Regions from separate parts of the Homo sapiens genome. Here regions 2 and 3 are each linked to region 1. Evidence: chromatin contacts called from ENCODE Hi-C or POLR2A ChIA-PET data. All regions are on one chromosome and are shown on one strand. The core of a region is the stretch at or near the end of the contact, and the rest is flanking DNA. Distances in the headings are between cores, read along the strand shown. Region 1 holds the start of TARS1-DT (TARS1 divergent transcript). Region 2 overlaps NPR3 (natriuretic peptide receptor 3). Region 3 overlaps LOC124900954 (a long non-coding RNA gene).

Evidence for each region. Hi-C counts contacts between places; a loop is a spot of excess contacts on that map. ChIA-PET counts read pairs that join two places held with the same protein, here RNA polymerase II (POLR2A). Pooled maps may share reads with other maps.
Region 2: POLR2A ChIA-PET joins it to region 1 with 10 read pairs in AG04449. The contact joins the enhancer-like site here to the promoter of TARS1-DT in region 1. POLR2A ChIA-PET finds 5 or more read pairs at or near these places in 3 of 52 experiments (AG04449, activated CD4-positive, alpha-beta T cell and activated T-cell).
Region 3: a loop to region 1 is called in a map with no recorded cell type, with 20 times the contacts of the local background. The contact joins the enhancer-like site here to the promoter of TARS1-DT in region 1. A Hi-C loop is called at or near these places in 5 of 37 single-sample maps with no recorded cell type and 12 of 50 pooled maps.

The regions. Positions count from the first base shown.
Region 1 is chr5:33,439,301-33,443,997 of GRCh38, forward strand. It overlaps TARS1-DT (TARS1 divergent transcript), which reads right to left and starts at 1,334. Exons shown (of 3, transcript XR_001742630.2): 1 at 905-1,334. It overlaps TARS1 (threonyl-tRNA synthetase 1), which reads left to right and starts at 1,665. Exons shown (of 19, transcript NM_152295.5): 1 at 1,665-1,843. The coding sequence starts at 1,787. RefSeq lists enhancers at 1,011-1,598, 1,253-1,562, 1,663-1,852, 2,113-2,172, 2,187-2,773.
Region 2 is chr5:32,757,327-32,761,625 of GRCh38, forward strand. The region is part of intron 3 of NPR3 (natriuretic peptide receptor 3); the gene reads left to right. Among named protein-coding and RNA genes, the nearest start is that of NPR3, 48 kb to the left of the region's middle. RefSeq lists an enhancer at 2,669-3,187. Within about 2 kb of position 2,830, at least 2 of the 41 ENCODE cell types and tissues checked have a DNase peak (open chromatin) inside an H3K27ac peak, as active enhancers do.
Region 3 is chr5:32,536,224-32,541,158 of GRCh38, forward strand. All of the region lies in intron 4 of LOC124900954 (a long non-coding RNA gene), which reads left to right. Among named protein-coding and RNA genes, the nearest start is that of SUB1, 47 kb to the right of the region's middle. RefSeq lists an enhancer at 1,686-1,895. Within about 2 kb of position 1,973, at least 4 of the 41 ENCODE cell types and tissues checked have a DNase peak (open chromatin) inside an H3K27ac peak, as active enhancers do.

The DNA of each region.
Region 1 (4,697 bases), core at 84-2,583:
ACTAACATGAGGAACATTAATAGAAAAAACATACAAATTTACTTAACGTGTATACACAGGAAGAATCACAGCGTGATTACCCACCCCTCAGAGGGCTTCAGAAGCTTGTGGATACAATCCCAGCGACACAGGTTATGATAGGGAGAAGAGGAATTCTGTTGAGGGATTACAAAGGAGAATGAATGTATCAGGAACACATTAATTTGTACAACATCTTGTGAAAGGGTCTGCTCAGGTGTGATTACTACATTCTTGGTCTTACAGGGAGGCAACAAAAACAATTATGTTCCTTGTGATGTGTCTAAACTTTATCCTTTGCTTTGGCAGAGATGGCGTGGGGATTTAGGGGAGTGGGACCTTGAGGCTTCTTCAGTTCAGATGTCAAAACGCCATTATTTGGGGGTATGTTTCTGCGCCTCCAACACTGTTTAACAGGGAGGCTTGTTTCATCCAGTAAGGGAGTCAAGAAATGGTTCCCCGAAGAAAACGATTCTTGAAATCTGACAATAAATGAGGTGTCAAACAGGCAAAAAGTGTGTCGGAATGAGCACGGATGAGGGTAGGGTGGAAAAATCTTGGTACTTAGTCTGTGGGAAGACCTGAGGAAAAAAAGCCACTACAGTTTATAGTTCAGTGTATGGTGGGCGAACGAGATGAAGCCGAAAACTTGGACAATCAGGGATTGTCCAAGAGCAAGGGAAAGCCACCAAAGATTTTTCAGCAGATTGCCGTGATCATATTTGTATTTGAAGACTACAACGATGCTGTATGAAAAATGGATGCACAAAGCCGAATTGGGAAGCTATTGTTCCTGGAAAGTATAACCCTGAAGGCGGAGAGTTGTAGAGAACAGAACTGATGTTTAAAAAGAAAAATCCACAAAACGTGGTGGTGGAGCACGTACCTGAAGTTATGCCTATTGCGCTTCTGATTTCAAATAAGTAATTGTTTTAAATTGCCTACTAACATAAAAAAGCCCAGTCGATTCCAAACACTGGCACCCAGGCGTGAGAATCCATGGTTATTTCCTTGGGTGAGCTTTATTGTATTTTTGCGGGCGCTATGGAAATGCTCCTCCAGGCAGTACAGATCAGCAGCGGCTCGTAGTGAAGAACGTTCAAGGAAGAGTTTGTCCCGGATCAACAGGACATGGGGCTTGGGAAGCCTGGACTGCCATGAGGAAGGTCGATTCACCACTACAGACAGGGAGCCTGAGGCCTGGGTGGTGCCGACAAGTCGGCAGTCACGCCAGGTCAGGAAGCGCCGAAGCCGCGGGAAACCCTGGACTCCATCCCGGGATTTGTCCCCGTGTCGAAGATGGTATCCAGGTCGCCGAAAACTTCCCGGAAGTTTAGACCAAGACCTACTTATTATCTACGGTGTCCGGGAAGGTCCATGATTGTTCCACATAAAGTCAGAAGGGAGGAAAGGCGCACGCGCATTGGGGACTTGACTCTGGAAAGCGTCCAGACCAAGGTCAGCGGAGAGTAGGCATGTAGCTTCTGCAGTTGCTCCTCCTCACCCTCCGCGACCTGATTTCCTAGAAGGGCTCTGTCACCCGAAAAGATTTTCCACTGGCTTAGAGGAGGGAGGGCCCGCCTTCCCCCGTTATCCATTGGCTGCTCGTTCCGCCGCAAGTTGGGGGCGGGGTTAGGGCGCCTTTCGATTGCATCAGCTGGTCCAGCCGAGGCCAAGTCCCGGGCGCTAGCCCACCTCCCACCCGCCTCTTGGCTCCTCTCCTCTAGGCCGTCGCTTTCGGGTTCTCTCATCGCTTCGTCGTTCGCCAATGTTTGAGGAGAAGGCCAGCAGTCCTTCAGGGAAGATGGGAGGCGAGGAGAAGCCGGTGAGCAAACTTGGTGGGACCCAGAGACCAGCCTGGGACTCTAGTGGGTGCAGACGCTACGCTCGCGGCGGGAGCGGGGGGCAGGAAGCAGGAAGCGGCCGGGACCGCGTGGGTCGGAGAAGTGGGGGATGGTGGGACTCCTGGAAAGTCGGAACCCCCTTTGGGAACCATCCATTCATAAATTAGGGTGGGGCCTTGCAGTTCATCTGTGGGTCCATTCTCTTTACAGATGAGGAAACAGACCTTGAGTGAGCGACTTGTTCAGAGCCTCACATCTACAGTAGTTAGACGCGGAGACAGAATCAGAATCTTAGGCTTGAGGCTTCCAAACTTGCGTTTATGGCTTACTGTAAGCGGGAAACACATTGCAGAGCCTTATTTAATCAATCTCCTAAGATCCTGCGGGGGTAAAGAGCTCCATTTTAAGGAAAGGAAAACCGAGTGCCCGAGATCTGACCCAGCTTGTCCAAGTTTGGGTGGTTAAGTATACATTTTGCCCGGCACTGATCTGGGCGGTGCATGTGGGAAGATGAATAGGGCCCAGTTCCCCGACTTTGAGGGCCTCACAGGCTGATGTGTAAGAGACAGGAAAACAGCCCTAGTGCTTTGTGATCAACCTTGTGGTATTACAGAAGAGGAAGTTTAGGAAGGCACTTTAGAATTTAGTTTGGAAGAATGATTTCACCAGGTAAACAGGCAGGACGGGGCTTCCCACGTAAAGGTAGGGAAGGCAGTGAAAAGGGGCACGCAGGTGAATTGTCTTTCGGGTTGTTTGCAAGAGATATGCCAGAAGGGTTAAAGGAACAGTAATCAGAAGGATCTTAGGCAACAAGGATGTTTGAAACTTGTATTCTATACATGAAGGATCTTAAGCAGGAAGATTGTATTTGTAAAAGTCACGCTGGCATTGGGATAGAAGGTTAGGCCACATGCAGAAGGCTGTTGTAATAGTCCAAGTGAGAAGTGGTGACGTCTTCAGCTAAGGGATCCTCTATCCCAAGTCTGTGACAGGACAGTTCACTTAAAAGCCAAATTTTTTTCTTGATTGTCCACTCGAGATTGAATGGAGAAACTGCATACGGGCACATTCTAACTATGTAAATTTAATTCTAGATGATAAATGGTGACTATACGTAGATTTTTTTCACATAAAATGATATTTTTACTGTTTTGTAACTTTTTTTTTTTTTTTTTTTTTTGCTTAATAGAATGTGGTCAACAACTTTCCATGTCCATAAATATTCTCCTGTGCTATTCTTAATTGGACGTGATATGTATGGTTAACACATATGTAATTTTTCCTTCCTGTAATAATTATACAATAGTTAATATTTATTTTGAGTACTAAATACGAGTTTGGCACTGTATTAATGCATTCCATGAATTAACTCATTCAGTCTTCTTTTTTTTGAGACGGAGTCTCGCTCTGTCACTCAGGCTGGAGTGCCGTGGTGCGATCTCGGCTCACTGCAAGCTCCACCTCCCGGGTTCATGCCATTCTCCTGCCTCAGCCACCAGGCCTGGCTAATTTTTTGTATTTTTAGTAGAGACGGGGTTTCACCGTGTTAGCCAGGATGGTCTCGATCTCCTGACCTCGTGATCCGCCCGTCTCGGCCTCCCAAAGTTCTTGGATTACAGGCGTGATCCACCGCGCCCGGCCTCATTCAGTCTTCTTAATAACGCTGTGAAGTGGGTTCTGTTATTATCTCCATTATACAGATGAGAAAGCAGGCGTAGGAACAGTAACTTGCTCAAACCCAGTATCCCCGTTTTTTTCCTTCCTCAAACCCAGTATCCTATAGCCAATACTAATAACCCCTGTGCTGTTCTGAGTGAGTCAGGGACAGATCATTCCTGAGAAAGGTAATTCTGTAGCTTCTCTTCACAATCCGGTTCTGTTTCCCAACTTTTGGGTTGAGATTTTAGATTACTTGTATGTAGATGTACATACCATATATACTCAGGGAAATAGAGAACAGTTGCCTACTCTCTTCCCAGTGTTGTAGAAAAGGGGTCATAGGCCTCAGGGTTCCAGAGAGACCTGTTGTAATTTCCCAGCTCTATTACTTAATGATACAAATGGGCAAGTTACTTCTTTGAGCCAGTGTTCTTGTTTGTAAAATGGAGCCGTATTTAGAACCAGAAAACCTTTGTGGTGATTCCCTCTCTCTCTCTCCCTCTCTCTCTCTCTCTCTCTCTCTCTCTCTCTCTCTCTCTCACTACCCCTGTTCATTTGGCAAATGGTCAAAACCAAAATAATCTTATCAGAAATATAAAACTTATTTTATCATCTTTCCATTTTAAACCTGCACAGACCTGCAATTTTTCTTTCTTTTTTTTTTTTTTTTTGTTGTCGTTGTTGTTGTTGAAATGGAGTCTTGCTCTGTCTCCCAGGCTGGAGTGCAGTGGCGCGATCTCTGCTCACTGCAAGCTCCGCCTCCCGGGTTCCAGCCATTCTCCTGCCTCAGCCTCCCGAGTAGCTGGGACTACAGGCACCCGCCACCACGCCCGGCTAATTTTTTTTGTATTTTTTAGTAGAGACGGGGTTTCACCGTGTTAGCCAGGATGGTCTCGATCTCCTGACCTCGTGATCTGCCCGCCTCGGCCTCCCAAAGTGCTGGGATTACAGGCATGAGCCACCGCGCCCAGCCGCAATTTTTCTTTTTACCCAGTATACTTGATCAGTTACATCACTTCTGCAGTATAACAAAGGCTCTATTGAATCTAAATGAACCTTTAAAGTTTATTAAATCCAGACTTCTGGAGTAGGGGGGATTTTAGCTCAGCATGAAATTAGGAGTCATATTTTAAAATTAGTTTTTTTTTTAATTATACAAGTAACGCATTTTATAGG
Region 2 (4,299 bases), core at 1,580-4,079, 680 kb before region 1:
GTAAGTTGGATTCCTAGGTATTTTATTCTCTTTGAAGCAATTGTGAATGGGAGTTCACTCATGATTTGGCTATTTGTCTGTTATTGGTGTATAAGAATGCTTGTGATTTTTGTACATTGATTTTGTATCCTGAGACTTTGCTGAAGTTGCTTATCAACTTAAGGAGATTTTGGGCTGAGATGATGGGTTTTTCTAAATATACAGTCATGTCATCTGCAAACAGGGACAGTTTGACTTCCTCTTTTCCTAATTGAATACCCTTTATTTCTTTCTCCTGCCTGATTGCCCTGGCCAGGACTTCCAACACTACGTTGAATAGGAGTGGTGAGAGAGGGCATCCCTGTCTTGTGCTAGTTTTGAAAGGGAATGCTTCCAGTTTTTGTCCATTCAGTATGATATTGGCTGTGGGTTTGTCATAAATAGCTCTTATTATTTTGAGATATGTCCCATCAATACCTAATTTATTGAGCGTTTTTAGCATGAAGGGCTATTGAATTTTGTCAAAGGCCTTTTCTGCATGTATTGAGATAATCATGTGGTTTTTGTCTTTGGTTCTCTTTATATGATGGATTACGTTTATTGATTTGCGTATGTTGAACCAGTCTTGCATCCCAGGGATGAAGCCCACTTGATCATGGTGGATAAGCTTTTTGATGTGCTGCTGGATTCGGTTTGCCAGTATTTTATTGAGGACTTTTGCATCGATGTTCAGCAGGGATATTGGTCTAAAATTCTCTTTTTTTTGTTGTGCTTCTGCCAGGCTTTGGTATCAGGATGATGCTGGCCTCGTAAAATGAGTTAGGGAGGATTCCCTCTTTTTCTATTGATTGGAATAGTTTCAGAAGGAATGGTACCAGTTCCTCCTTGTACCTCTGGTAGAATTCGGCTGTGAATCCATCTGGTCCTGGACTTTTTTTGGTTGGTAGCCTATTAATTATTGCCTCAATTTCAGAACCTGTTATTGGTCTATTCAGGGATTCAAATTCTTCCTGGTGTAGTCTTCGGAGGGTGTATGTGTCCAGGAATTTATCCATTTCTTCTAGATTTTCTAGTTTATTTGCATAGAGGTGTTTATAGTATTCTCTGATGGTAGTTTGTATTTCTGTGTGATCGGTGGTGATATCCCCTTTATAATTTTTTATTGCGTCTATTTGATTCTTCTGTCTTTTCTTCTTTATTAGTCTTGCTAGTGGTCTATCAATTTTGTTGATCTTGTCAAAAAACTAGCTCCTGGATGCATTGATTTTTTTGAAGGGTTTTTTGTGTCTCTGTCTCCTTCAGTTCTTCTCTGATCTTAGTTATTTCTTGCCTTCTGCTAGCTTTTGAATGTGTTTGCTCTTGCTTCTCTAGTTCTTTTAATTGTGATGTTAGGGTGTCAATTTTAGATCTTTCCTGCTTTCTCTCGTGGGCTTTCAGTGCTATAAATTTCCCTCTACACAGTGCTTTAAATGTGTCCCAAAGATTCTGGTATGTTGTGTCTTTGTTCTCATTGGTTTCAAAGAACATCTTTATTTCTGCCTTCATTTCGTTATGTACCCAGTAGTCATTCAGGAGCAGGTTGTTCAGTTTCCATGTAGTTGAGCAGTTTTGAGTGAGTTTCTTAATCCTGAGTTCTAGTTTGATTGCACTGTGGTCCGAGAGACAGTTTGTTATAATTTCTGTTCTTTTACATTTTCTGAGGAATGCTTTACTTCCAACTATGTGGTCAATTTTGGAATAGGTGTGGTGTGGTGCTGAGAAGAATGCATATTCTGTTGATTTGGGGTGGAGAGTTCTGTAGATGTCTATTAGGTCCGCTTGGTGCAGAGCTGAGTTCAAGTCCTGGATATCCTTGTTAACTTTCTGTCTCGTTGATCTGTCTAATGTTGACAGTGGGGTGTTAAAGTTTCCCATTATTATTGTGTGGGAGTCTAAGTCTCTTTGTAGATCTCTAAGGACTTGCTTTATGAATCTGGGTGTTCCTGTATTGAGTGCATATATATTTAAGATAATTAGCTCTTCTTGTTGAATTGATCCCTTTACCATTATGTAATGGCCTTTTTTTTCTCTTTTGATCTTTGTTGGTTTAAAGTCTGTTTTATCAGAGACTAGGATTGCAACCCCTGCCTTTTTTTGTTTTTCATTTGCTTGCCAGATCTTCCTCCATCCCTTTATTTTGAGCGTATGTGTGTCTCTGCACATGAGATGGGTCTCCTGAATACAGCACACTGATGGGTCTTGACTCTTTATCCAATTTGCCAGTCTGTGTCTTTTAATTGGAGTATTCAGCCCATTTACATTTAAAGTTAGTATAGTTATGTGTGAATTTGATTCTGTCATTATTATGTTAGCTGGTTATTTTGCTCGTTAGTTGATGGCAGTTTCTTCCTAGCATCAGTGGTCCTTACAATTTGGCATGTTTTTGCAGTGGCTGGTAGCAGTTGTTCCTTTCCATGTTTAGTGCTTCCTTCAGGAGCTCTTGTAAGGCAGGCCTGGTGGTGACAAAATCTCTCCGCATTTGCTTGTCTGTAAAGTATTTTATTTCTCCTTCACTTATGAAGCTTAGTTTGGTTGGATATGAAATTCTGGGTTGAAAATTCTTTTCTTTAAGAATGTTGAATATTGGCCCCCACTCTCTTCTGGCTTGTAGCGTTTCTGCTGAGAGATTCGCTGTTAGTCTGATGGGCTTCCCTTTGTGGGTTACCCGACTTTTCTCTGTGGCTGCCCTTAGTAGTTCATTCTTTTTCAAAAAGTTGCTGAGTAATACTATGTTGTTTAAATACGCCATGATTTGTTTATCTATTCTTCTGTTGATGGATGTTTTTTTTTTTCCAGTTTGGAACTATTGTGACCGAAGCTGCAATGAGCATTCTTGAATACGTTTTTTTGCGGACCCATGCTTTCATTTCTGTTGAGTAAACATCCAGGAATGGAATTGCTGAGTCATAGCATAGATGCAAGTTTAACTTTATAAGAAGCTGTCAAAGTAGTATCATTTTACATTCCAACCAGCAATGTATGGAGTTACAGTTGTTCTACAACCTCATTTACACTTGGTGGTGTCAGGTTTTTAATTTTAGCTATTCTGATGGATGTAAAATGCTACCTTGCTGTAGTTTAAATTATATTCTGATGACTAGTGGTTTTGAGCTACTTTTCATGTGCTTGTTGGCTACTTCACTTTTGTGACCGGTCTGCTGAAATACTTTGCTTATTTAAAAATTAGCCTGTCTTTTTATTGTTGTTTGAAAGATTTCTTTTTTATATATTCTGGATATAAGTCAGATATCTGTATAGTGAATATGTTCTCTGTCTTTCACCTGCATTTTAATATTTTAACTGCGCTTTTTGATGAGCAGTGGTTTTTTTTTTTTTAAATTTAGATGTAGTCAGTTTTTTTAATGTTCTGCTTTTTTGGTATCATCTTTAATAAAAATCTGCCAACCCTAAAGTCACAAAGATATTTTCTGGTTTTCTTTCAGAGCTTCATGAAAGTTTTGGCTTTTATATTTAGGTCTGTGATCTGTCTCAAGTGAATTTTTGTATTTGCTGTGAGGTAGGAATCAAGTTTTAGTTTTTTCCCATCTTTTTCTGTTCTGCCACAATGCATTGAAAATGCTTTGTTTCTCCCATTGTCTTGCTCAGGTGCCTTCGTCAAAACTCAAGTGACTATTTTAAGTGCGGTTCTTAGACTCTTTATTCTGTTCCATTTATCTATTTGTCTATTCTTACACCAGTTCTACACTGTCTTGAAAACTGTAGCTTTGTAGCAAATATTCAAATCTGGCAATGTGAGCCCCCTAATTTGTCCTTCTCTTTGAAAAAATTTTGCCTACTGTAAGTTTTTTCCTTTTTATATATAAATCAACTTGTCAATTTGATTTAAGAATCAACTTGTTAGTTTCTAAAAAAAAAAATCCTGGATTTTTGATTTGGATTGTATTGATCTGTACACCAATTTGGGGGAAAACTGACATCTTAAATATACTGAGTCTTTCAATCCATGAACATGAGATACTCCTCCATTTATTTGGGTCTTCTTTATCTCAGCAATGTTTATAGTTTTCTGTGTAAAGATCCTGCACATTTCTGATTTTTAAAAAAAATAATTTTTTGTCTTTTGCTGCTATTGGACACAGAATAAAACAACCATTTCCAATTGTTCATTGCTAGTATATAGAAATACAGTTGATTTTTATATACTGGTGTTTGTTTCTGTTCTTTAGATTGAGATATTTTCTATTGTTATTTCTTCAAGATCACGGACTCTTCTGCTGTCTCTAATCTGCTTTTAAGCCTGTCTAGTGACTATTTCCTTTT
Region 3 (4,935 bases), core at 723-3,222, 900 kb before region 1:
CAGCTACTCGGGAGGCTGAGGCAGGAGAATCTCTTGAACCTAGGCAGCAGAGGTTGCAGTGAGCCGAGACCATGTCATTGCACTCCAGCTTGGGCAATAAGAGTGAAACTCCATCTCAAAAAAAAAAAACAAACAAAAAAAACAGTTCCTTTTGTTTAGGCCAGGGGCCCTCAACCCCAGAGCCATAGAACAGTACCATAGGCCAGTTAGGAACTGGGCTGCACTGCAGGAGGTGAGCAGTGGGCAAGCGAACACTACTGCCTGAGCTCCGCCTCCTGTCAGATCAGAGCTGGCATTAGATTCTCATAAAAGCACAAACCCTATTGTGAGCTGCGCATGTGAGGGATCTAGGTTGTGGGCTCCTTATGAGACTCTAATGCCTGATGATCTGTCACTGTCTCCCATCATCCCCAGATGGGACTGTCTAGTTGCAGGAAAACAAGCTCAGGGCTCCCACGGATTCTACATTATGGTGAGTTGTATAATTATTTCATTAAATATTACAATGTTATAATAATAGAAATAAAGTGCACAATAAATGTAATGTGCTTGAATCATCCTGAAACTGCCCCCCCCCTTCCCTGCTGCCCCCGATCCGGGTCCATGGAAAAATTGTCTCCCATGAAACTTGTCCCCCTGGTGCCAAAAATGTTGGGGACCACTGGTTTAGGCCACCCGGTTTGCAGTACTTTGTTAGAGTGGCCCTGGCAAACTTAAAAACCCTGACTTTCTCACTTCTCTTGCACCCTCCAAGGTACCAGCCCCATGCTCCTACCCAGTATGCACCTGGCTCTCCCTTGTGTTTCCTGATCTCCAGGTGGTCTCTTTGCAGTGTTTTGAAAGCTCTTTTGATAGTATCTCTTTCTTGTCATGAAGCCTCCTGGATTCCACAGAGAAAATGTGCTCTCCACTGTTGTGTCTGGGCAGAAAACCCCCATAATTATTAAATCCATTCCCTACAACATTATATGGGGTTTTATAAGTCATTCATAAACATACAATATTTTAATTCTGCTGCCATATGTTTTGTATAAATAGTCATGTTTATTTACAAAAGAATGTTCTATTTAGCTGTCAACCCATGGATGGCAGAAAAAATGTTTCATATTTGTGTGTGTGTGTGTGTGTGTGTGTGCGTGTTTAAAGCACCAAACATAATATCCAATGATTTTTGTTATGACACACATGTTCTTTCAGGATAGTGTGTGATAATCAAGTTGTGCTTTTATTTATTCAACTGACATTTGAATCACTTTCCCTGTACCTAACTATCCCACCATGGGCTGTCGTTACTAATCTGAATTTAAAGAGGTCCCTGGTGTCAAGGAGAGCCTGGCTGATTGTGAGAGAGGCAGACAATACAAGTGAAGAAATAGTGTAGCTATGATGGAGACATGAGATAGTGGGATGACTCACAGTGATGCTTTATGAAACCCAAGGGCCACAAAGCTTCAGGAAGTAGGGAAGCAGGAAATGAACTACCAGGATGCAGACTTGCTCTTCATCCCTCATTTTCCCATTTCACACTTTCTTTTTTTTCTTTTTTTGAGACAGAATCTCACTCTGTCACCCAGGCTGGAGTGTAGTGGTGTGATCTTGGCTCACTGCAACCTCTGCCTCCTGGGTTAAAGCGATTCTCCTGCCTCAGCCTCTTGAGTAGCTGCAACTATAGGCACGCGTGGCCGCACCCAGCTAATTTTTTTATTTTTAGTAGAGATGAGGTTTCACCATGTTGGCCAGGCTTGTCTCGAACTCCTGACCTCAAGCGATCCTCCTGCCTCTGCCTGCCAAAGTGCTGGGATTACAGGTGTGAGCCACCGCACCTGGCCCCATTTCACACCTTCTTCCCTCTGTGGCTTCTCTCTATTTCTAGGGAGAAACATGACAGAAGTCAGCTGCTCTAGAATCAACAGACTCCTCTCCAGTTGGCATCCCACCATACAGCGGTGGCGTCATACGTTCATACATATGCTGCAGCCAAAGGGGGAGGCTCATCAACCCAGGAGGCACCCACAGGTGCCTCTCAGAGGTGATGAAAGAGGAAGTGGGGGCAGGCAGAGGTAATGGTTGTAATTTGAGTCACTTCTGTTAACTGTACCCACTTTTAGACAGCTTAATCCACTTTGACTCTGGAAAAGTGTGAACAGAAACCTTGCTGGGTTTGGAGGAGAGACAGCCTCCCACTGCTCTTCCCAGGGGAGTCCTGGAACAGGCTGCCGTGGAGGCTCAGGGCAGGCCTGGAGATGTGGCGCTGGTTCAAGGCCAGACCCGGCTGTGTCAAATTTGGATGGACTAGGAAAAGTTCCTGTACAGAAATAACAGAGACTGGAGATTATGTGTGGGAATTATTCTACTCTTATCCTGAGTATGTCTGTACTTCAATCCTGGTGCTCACTTCAAGAAAGAGGAGGATGGGGTTGCCGTTGCTCTCAAGAAAGAGGAGGATGGGGTTGCCATTGCTCTAGCAGACTACTGTTACTCCCAGAAGCTCACTTAAAGGTTCCATTTCCATAACCAATTACAGAGCAAATGCTTTTTCATAGGAATTGGTCTTTGCGGGGTTGACATTTCAGGTTGCAAAGACCCCGAAGCTTTAGGAAAGCTGAACTTTGCCGTTGAGAAATTTAGGAGGGTAGAAATTGCAACACTATCTTAGCTGCAATTAGCTGGCATTTCTGCCAAGCGCTAATACATATTTCACCCTAACTTCCAGTGAAGGACGACATTGATAAGAATATTTGGGGAGTAGCTGTGAAAGTTCATCTGGTTTTAATAGGGAAACATTGTCCTTTTCTCTGCTGATTGGAGAGCAGGTCAGGCATGAAACTGGCCTCACCCAGGAAAGACTCACATGGTTCATTCTCTCTCCAGGAATGGTAGGGAAAGCACGTGTTTTGAAACACTGGGTTTTCCCTGGCCCGGGAGAAAGTGGATCAAAAGAATCGCTGTTTTCTCCGCTGTTGTTTGGGTTCTCTAGTTTGAAAGGGTCATGGTGGTGTCTCCTGATGGGCCATTAAAGGCAATGTTGAGGAGAATAGAGAAAATACATGAAGAAAGAATAAGGAAAATTGGACATTTGGTAGAAAAGCCCAGGATTCTCTGGAGAAACGTTGGAGGTAGTGCCGAGAGAGTCTGCTGCACCAGAGGTGCCCCACCAGGGGCCCCACCAGGGGACTCTTTAAAAGAATGTTCTTGAGCTAAATTCCTGCCAACCTTCCCATGTAGCTGGTGCAATTTTCACTCCATATTCTGCTTTCTTTATTTTCTACCGCAACTGAATTCTGAGTTCCTAATCCACTGGGACTCACACTTAATAGCCTGTCTATCTACTGGCATTTGTTTGCATTGTACAAGTACAACCAAAGGCTATAGGCTTTTGGGAGCCACAGTCAGGAAGAAGTCTATCTGTCTGTCTCTCTGTTCTTTAGACTTCAGTCTTCTTACACCCTTTCCAAATGGCAACGGGCACAAAATGGCCTATCTGCTGGAAGTGGGCAATGAGCAAAAGAGACACATACATGGAAACAATGAGTTAAGAATTTAAAATATTATTCTGCACACACGTAAGTGGGAACTTCATGTCCTCTGTTCAGAAGTAAAGCAGTTGGAACCTCTGGAATCAGAATCATCTGTGCATTTGCTAAAAATATAGATTCTTGTGCCCTACCCAAATTCTGCACCCGAAAATTCTGATTCTGCCTGAATCAGAATCTTTCCAGGCAATTCTTATGTGCATCAAAGCTTGAGAGTTGCCTAGACGCAGCCTCAGCTGAACCATCTACTGTGTTTTAATACTGAGTTGTGCTTGTTCTCAAGCTGGTTCAGAGCACTTTAATGTGCATTCAAATCATGCTGAGGTCTTGTTAAGTTAGGTGGTGGGACGTGAGATTCTGCATGTCTAACAAACGCTTGGGTGATGCTGCCACTGCTGGTTGGAGGACCACCCCTTGGGTGGCAAAGTGCTAGAGAGACTATTTTTATTTCCTTTGCACTCCTGTGAGGCCATCTTGAGGCTTCTCAAGTCCCTGGGGCCAGTGATTTGCTTGCACTGGGATTGGAGATTGCTGCACCCTCATGGGTACTGTGCTTTGTTGACTGGGCTCTATCTCATGCTCATCCAGATTTACCCTGCCTTCCTGCTTCCCCTTCCATCTCCTCAGCCAACACCCCTATTCCCACCCTCACTCTTCTACCCCCACTCTGCCTAAGGGGCAGCCCTGCTGCCATAGCCTGGTCTTCCTCACACTGTGGGTCTACTCTGACTATAGATACATAATTGAATATCTTTAGATAATCTTCAGATTTGCTAGTATGATAAAGTCCTTCTTCCTCCTAGGAGAAAAGGGGAAGTGGGACTCGAAGCAAGCATGTAAAATTGAGTCAGGAGTTCTTTTTTCTCTTTAGGGCCACCATCAGTGGGTGGCCCCAGTGTAATGGAATGGAGTGGAAGATGTTACCATTTCCTACACTGTCCTTGACCTTGAAAGAAGAACTGAATCTATGGGACCTACTGCCACTTTCTATAGGTGGAGGGGAAAGGGGAACCCCGTTGCATGGCATAAGCTTATCCCTCAAGTCCTTGGTGAGCGGGGGTTGGGGGTAAGAGGGAAGAATTACAGGGTGTTAGAAGTGGTGAGATTCTTTTCTCCAGTCATGGAGAACTTCTGATATTCAATCCAGAATGGCTTTAATTGCTACTAGTTAACAATAAGAAAGAAGGTCTACAGTTGAGGTCTAGGGAAAGACTGGCTTGTAGTGCTCCTCAGGCTTGCAGTCACATTGAAAAGTCTAATGGTGGCCAGGCGCGGTTGCTCATGCCTGTAATCCCAGCACTTTAGAAGGCCGAGGTGGGCAGATCACCTGAGGTCAGGAGTTCGAGACCAGTCTTGCCAGCATGGTGAAACCCTGTCGCTACTAAAAATACAAAAATTTGCT